Linked DNA regions of Homo sapiens: region 2 is linked to region 1. A link is a loop called in an ENCODE intact Hi-C map of the cell type or tissue named here. Cell type or tissue: MCF 10A. All regions are shown on one strand. Each heading gives the region's core, and the rest is flanking DNA. Links, peaks and the distances in the headings are about the cores only. Region 1 holds the start of MATCAP2 (microtubule associated tyrosine carboxypeptidase 2). Region 2 overlaps ANLN (anillin, actin binding protein).

Region 1 (2,822 bases), core at 270-2,769:
TTGGGAGGCGGAGGTGTGAGGATCACCTGAGGTCAGGAGTTCCAGACCAGCCTGGCCAACATGGTGAAACCCTGTCTCTATTAAAAATACAAAAATCCGGCGGGCGTGGTAGCATGCGTCTGTAATCCCAGCTACTCGGAGGCTGAGGCAGGAGAATCGCTTGAACCTGGGAGGTGGAGATTGCAGTGAGCAGAGACAGCGCCACTGCACTCCACCCTGGGCGACAGAGCGAGACTCCGTCTCAAAAACAACAACAACAACAAAGTTAATGGTGCGGAGGTTGAGAAACCTTGCTCCATATTTAGGAGGTATGGTACTTTTAAGTAACTTTTGACATTTTAATTGTGTTTTAAGATGAAAGTAGCATCTACATCAAATCACATTTTTAAAAATTCTAATGCCAATTAAAGTTGCCTTTTCGATCTCAGATCCTGGAACTATGTTTCCTGTCAACATAAATGATATACATCGTGGCAACGTCATGATTTGTGACTGCACAAATCTACTCCGTATAACACTGAACGTGAAATAAAACAGTATAAAATTAAAATCATAAATATTTTCACTGGAAAGAGGTTTGGTTTTTCAGTTAGAATGCTCACAGAAAAATAGTCTGGTAGGTACTGCATTGCTCTAAAATGTAAAATTCCGGCTTTATTTTGGCACTAGTTTGAGGAGTATTTCCCTTTACTCCGTTGTTCTTCGTCATAATTCTGAACTGCCAAAACCCTGCTTGCAGAAATGTTTGCGTACAGAATCAAATGCTGGGAAAATGGCCTAGAAAATTACTCTAATATTATGTAAGGTTTTTTTTAATAGCTAACACGCATAGCGATTTACAAATAATAAGAGTCAAGTTCTGTGCTCCCAGAGATTGAACTGAATTTAAAAAAATGCAGGTAAACTTCCAGACTTTCTGACCTGGGGTCTGTTTAAAGACCCATGTTTTACACTTGGTATAATCCGTACTGTAAAATGGCCTATTAATAATATCAACTCAAAACGTTCTCACTGTTTAAGAATAAAAGCATACACACACAAATATACACAGTATAAATAATGAAATATACAGATGTGTTCTTTCGCTTAGCTTATTTTTTCTGAACATTCTAGAAAATTATGAAGCTTAATCACACACCTAGCGTGTTTTGAAATAGGATTTAACAATCTTTGGATTGTACCTTTGTAAGACCAGCAACCGGTCTAATATTACAATCTTTTCCACGAGATTCCACAGCAGGTACTTACTGATAATAAGTGACGAAAGGATAAGGGGCCGATTTCTCTCTTCCCTCCACAGGTTTTTCGCGAGCGCCTCCTGCGCGCCCCGAAGGGGTCGGGGCGCAGGGTGGAGTCCCGAGCGGCGCGCCCAGCCGGTGGCTACCATTACCTGAGCCCCGGGCGGCGGGACCCCGGTCCGCCCCGCACCCCCGCCGCGGCCAGCCCTTCCCGGCACTCACCCGTCACGCGAATGGACTCCAGCATCGTCGCCCCGAGGCCCGGGGCGGCGGGCTCCGCGGGCTCAGGGGAAAGGGCCGCGCAGGGGCGGGCGGCCTCTAGCCTCTGACCCGGGCCTCGGTGGCGGGGGCGCGGCGGGAGGCGGCTCTCCGCTACCTGGAGCAGGATAAGGAGGGTAAGGGCGGACGAAGACGTACCGACACTGACTGTGAGCAGCGCTTCCACCAGCCCGTAGCTACTGGAAGGTACACACGGCGGCCTTACGGTGCCCAGCAGCGCTTAGAACCTGCCACCGTGACGTAGCCGCTCCGCCGGTTGCTAGGAAACTGCCCCCGGGGTCCGCGCGCGCTGCGCTTCACGGAGCCTGCGCGCCGCTGGGGGCGCTCGTGCGACGAAGGCCCGCGGGCGGCGAGAGAGAGTGGGAGGAACTACAACTCCCGGCGTGCACAGCGCGGGCCAGTGCCTCCGGGGCTTGTGGCTGTGCCCGCGAGCGCGCTGGGGTCTCCAGCCAGTGGGTAACGCATATTGACTGATCTTTCAGAGACGTTTGTACCCGTTCAAAGGTGACTTAACTCCATGGTGCGCTGTGACACTCGGCCCTAGCTGCAAATAGCAAAGCCAGTCTACCCGTCCTTCCCCTTACGAGGTGCGGGGAAGCTAAAACACGTTTAGGATGAGCTAGTAAGAGTGGAAAGTGCAGGAGGCTCAATGACCACTTGACGGTACCTCAGCATACTATCCTTAATGCTGAAATTCACATTTTAGCTTGTGATTGTGCAATTGATAGGGGCTGAATGTTATTTTCAGTTTATTATTCATTTTCACATTAGCAAGTATGAAAATTTAATCTTTTACAATAACCATGGGAGGCGGGCCACGGTGGCTCATGCCTGTAATCCTCGCACTTTGGGAGACCAAGGCGGGTGGATCGCTTGAGGCCAGGAGTTGGAGACCAGCCTGGGCCACATGGCGAAAACCCATCTCTACTAAAAACACAAAAAGTGAACAAATCGTGGTGGCACACTTCTGTAGTCCCAGCTACTCGGGAGGCCGAGGTGGGAGGATTGCTTGAGTCCGAGAGGTGAGAATGTAGTGAGCCATGATCGCGCCACTGCACTCCAGCCTGGGTGACAAAGTGAGACTAAAAAAAAAAAAAAAGTACGGTGGGAATGGGAAATGTAGACTAAACCATTCAACAAACATTTTTTGAGACCCTAACGTGTGCAAGGTTCTGAGGCAGGCTTTGAGGATATCAAGGGAAATGAAATAAGCCTAGCGGAGCTTACAGTTTAGGAGGAGCTGAGATAGTGCTGGCAACTGTCAGTCTTCAGACAGTTAAATTTTCTCTTCATCCTCAAGGCTAA
Region 2 (2,822 bases), core at 306-2,805, 66 kb after region 1:
TAGGATGATGAGGCATATGATGTTTTGGTTCTGCATTGTGGATCGGTTTCAAATTTGGGCAGTTGGAGGTTCATCTCATGAAATTAGTCTACTGAAATTTATACTTTTTGTCTTAGAATTCCCCCTTTAAGTTATCTTTGCTATGTTAGAGGGTCAAATCATTGGAAACTAATTATACTAAAAACTCAAATTTAGACTTAACTAAGATTAATCCAGTTGGGATGCCATTCTTTTTCCCTGGGCAATAGAAATGACAGACACTTCCATCTTCCTTTCTATCTTGACTCAGAAGTCAATGTTACTTTAGATATCTGTCTATCTATCTATCTATCATATATATATGTGTGTATATATGTGTGTGTTTGTGTGTGTGTGTGTGTGTGTGTGTGTGTGTGTGTGTATATATATATATATATATAATATATATATATATATTACCATTTTATTCTTGATTTCAGGGACAAATCATTGATGGAACCAATCCAGGCCTTGTATAACCAAAAGACTAGCAGTTGGCGTTTATCTTTTCCCTTCAAGGCTTGGGTGTTAGCAGCTTTATAGATAAGGGCAGTTCTGATCATAAACCCACTTACCTTTACACAAAACAGGAGTTAGCCTATCCCTTCTGCCTTAAATTCTGGTTCTCACTTCCTTGCTAATAAATGTCCCTTGTGGCTTTCTTTTTTCCCCCCCAGAATAGGGCACTTTTATCTGAATTAAAAATTTGTTCAGGTTGGGCACTGTAGCTCATACCTACAATCCCAACACTTTGGGAGGCCAAAGTGGGAGGATCGTTTAAAGCCAGAAGTTCAATACCAGCCTGAGCAACATAGATGATGAAAACAGTTTTTTTTCATCAAAGAATAAAAAAATATTAGCTGGGTGTGGTGGTACACACCTGTAGCCCTAGCTATTCAGAAGGCTGAGATGGGGGAATTGCTTGAGCCCAGAAGTTCAGAAGTTCAAGGCTGCAGTGAGCTATGATCACGCCACTGCACTTCAGCCTGAGTGACAGAGTGAGACCTTGTTTTGGAAAACAATAACAAAAAACAAACTTGTTCAGGCAGATATCCTTTTTCTTCACTGATTTTCTTAATGGTGTCTGGGAACTCATCTCCTGTCTCATTTGGTAGAAGCTGCTTCTTCTGTTGTATCTTGACATTTTTAAAGCCTCTTTCTAAAATTATCAAACCATCCTTTGCTGGCATTAAATATTCAAGTTGAAGATCCTTCACCTTCCTTTAATCCTATATTAGAGTCTATAGGTGTGTCTTTCTTATAGCAATCCTGCACTCACATAAAAACTGTATTTTCAATATAAGATCAAAATGTATTTCACAAAAAATGCATCTTTATATTTGTTTACATTTCTCCTGACTGAATGGTGCCATGTACAGTCTGTGTAAGTTATAGAAAACGTTTGCCAACTCGTAGTCTACCATTTTGTTATTTGTTTTCTATTTGTTTCGTCTGTTCTTTACTGCTTTGTTTTCCCTTTCCTGCCTTCTTCTGGATTAATTGAGTATTTTGGTAATCCTTTTTAATCTCCTCTTTTGGATTTTTTAGCTATACTTACCTGTTTTTGTTTTTGTTTTTTAAGGCGTTGGTAGGAAATAATGTATGCATCCTTACCTTATTAAAGTCTATTTTGAAATACTGTTACACTGCTTCATGTAACTTACAATATGAACCTCACAACAGTATAGTTCATTTTCCCATCCCAGTATATTTTACTTCTTTGTTATAAACCACACAATGCACTGTTGTTACTTTTTCTTTAATCAGTTTTTTTCTTTTTTAAGAGATGGGGTCTTGCTATGTTTTCCAGGCTGGCCGTGAACTCCTGGGCTCAAGCCATCCACCTGCCTTGCCTCCCAAAATGCTGGGGTTACAGTTGTGAACTACTGTGCCCAGCCTCTTGAATCAATTTTTAAAAGAAACTTTTATATTTTTATAAACTGGTCCTTATATTTACCATTTCTGGTGTTCTTCCTTCTTGTAGATTGAGAATTCCATCTGAAGTCATTGTCCTGTCAAGAAGAACTGTCTTTATTATTTCTTGTAATATAGTTCTGCTGGAAATGAAATCTCTAGGTTTTGTTTGTCCAGAAATATTTTTATATTGCCTTAATTTCTGAAGGATATTGTCACTGGGACTGCTAAATTGACAGGTTTTTATCTTTTCAATTCTTTAAAGTTGTTAATTTATTGTTTATGGCTTTAATTGTTTCTAATAAGAAGTCAGCCAGCCATCATTCTTTTCTGTTTTTTTATTTTGCATTTTTAACGGTTTGATTTTAATGTGCCTACGTGTAGTTTTCTTTGTATTTATCCTGTTTGGTTTCACTGAGCTTTATGATCTGTAATTAGTTGTTTTATAAGTCTTAGCAAATACTCAGCCATTGTCTCTTAAAGTTATTTCTTCTGCCCTGCTCTCTCCTTTCTGAAACTCCAGTTAATGTAGACTATTGACTATTTTTCTACAGGTCTGTGACATTCTTTTTGGTTTTCATTTAATTCTTTTTTTCTTTGTGCTTCATTTTTGATGGTTTCTATTTATCAGTTCTTCAAGTTCACCTGTTTTTTTCTTGATGTGATCTAGGCTTTGAAGCCTAGCCAATGCATTTTTAAATTCAGACTTTTTTTTAGTTCTGAAATTTTCATTTGGATTTTTTTTATGGTTTCAATTTCTCTGCTGAAGTTCTCCATTTTCTCACTAATTTTTCTCCATCTTTTCATCTAAATATTTTAATGTTGTATAAATGTTTTTGTTTTCTAATTCTAACGTTTAGATCATCTGTGGATCTGCTATTGACAGGATT

The links. Peaks named below come from ENCODE experiments on the same cell type or tissue, not always from the same donor. Only the 100,000 strongest peaks of a DNase experiment are listed, where the experiment ranks them.
Region 2: a loop joins it to region 1, with 2.7 times the contacts of the local background. A loop is called at or near these places in 2 of 110 quality-filtered maps.

Annotation. Positions count from the first base shown.
Region 1 is chr7:36,365,456-36,368,277 of GRCh38, forward strand. MATCAP2 (microtubule associated tyrosine carboxypeptidase 2) reads right to left here and starts at 1,785. Exons shown (of 7, transcript NM_001199706.2): 1 at 1,461-1,785. The coding sequence starts at 1,485. RefSeq lists a silencer at 1,435-1,534. In MCF 10A, for the core only: a CTCF peak has its summit at 1,829; a DNase peak (open chromatin) is centred at 1,816.
Region 2 is chr7:36,431,199-36,434,020 of GRCh38, forward strand. The region is part of intron 20 of ANLN (anillin, actin binding protein); the gene reads left to right. Among named protein-coding and RNA genes, the nearest start is that of ANLN, 43 kb to the left of the region's middle. In MCF 10A, for the core only: no CTCF peak of the experiment used is centred there; no DNase peak of the experiment used is centred there.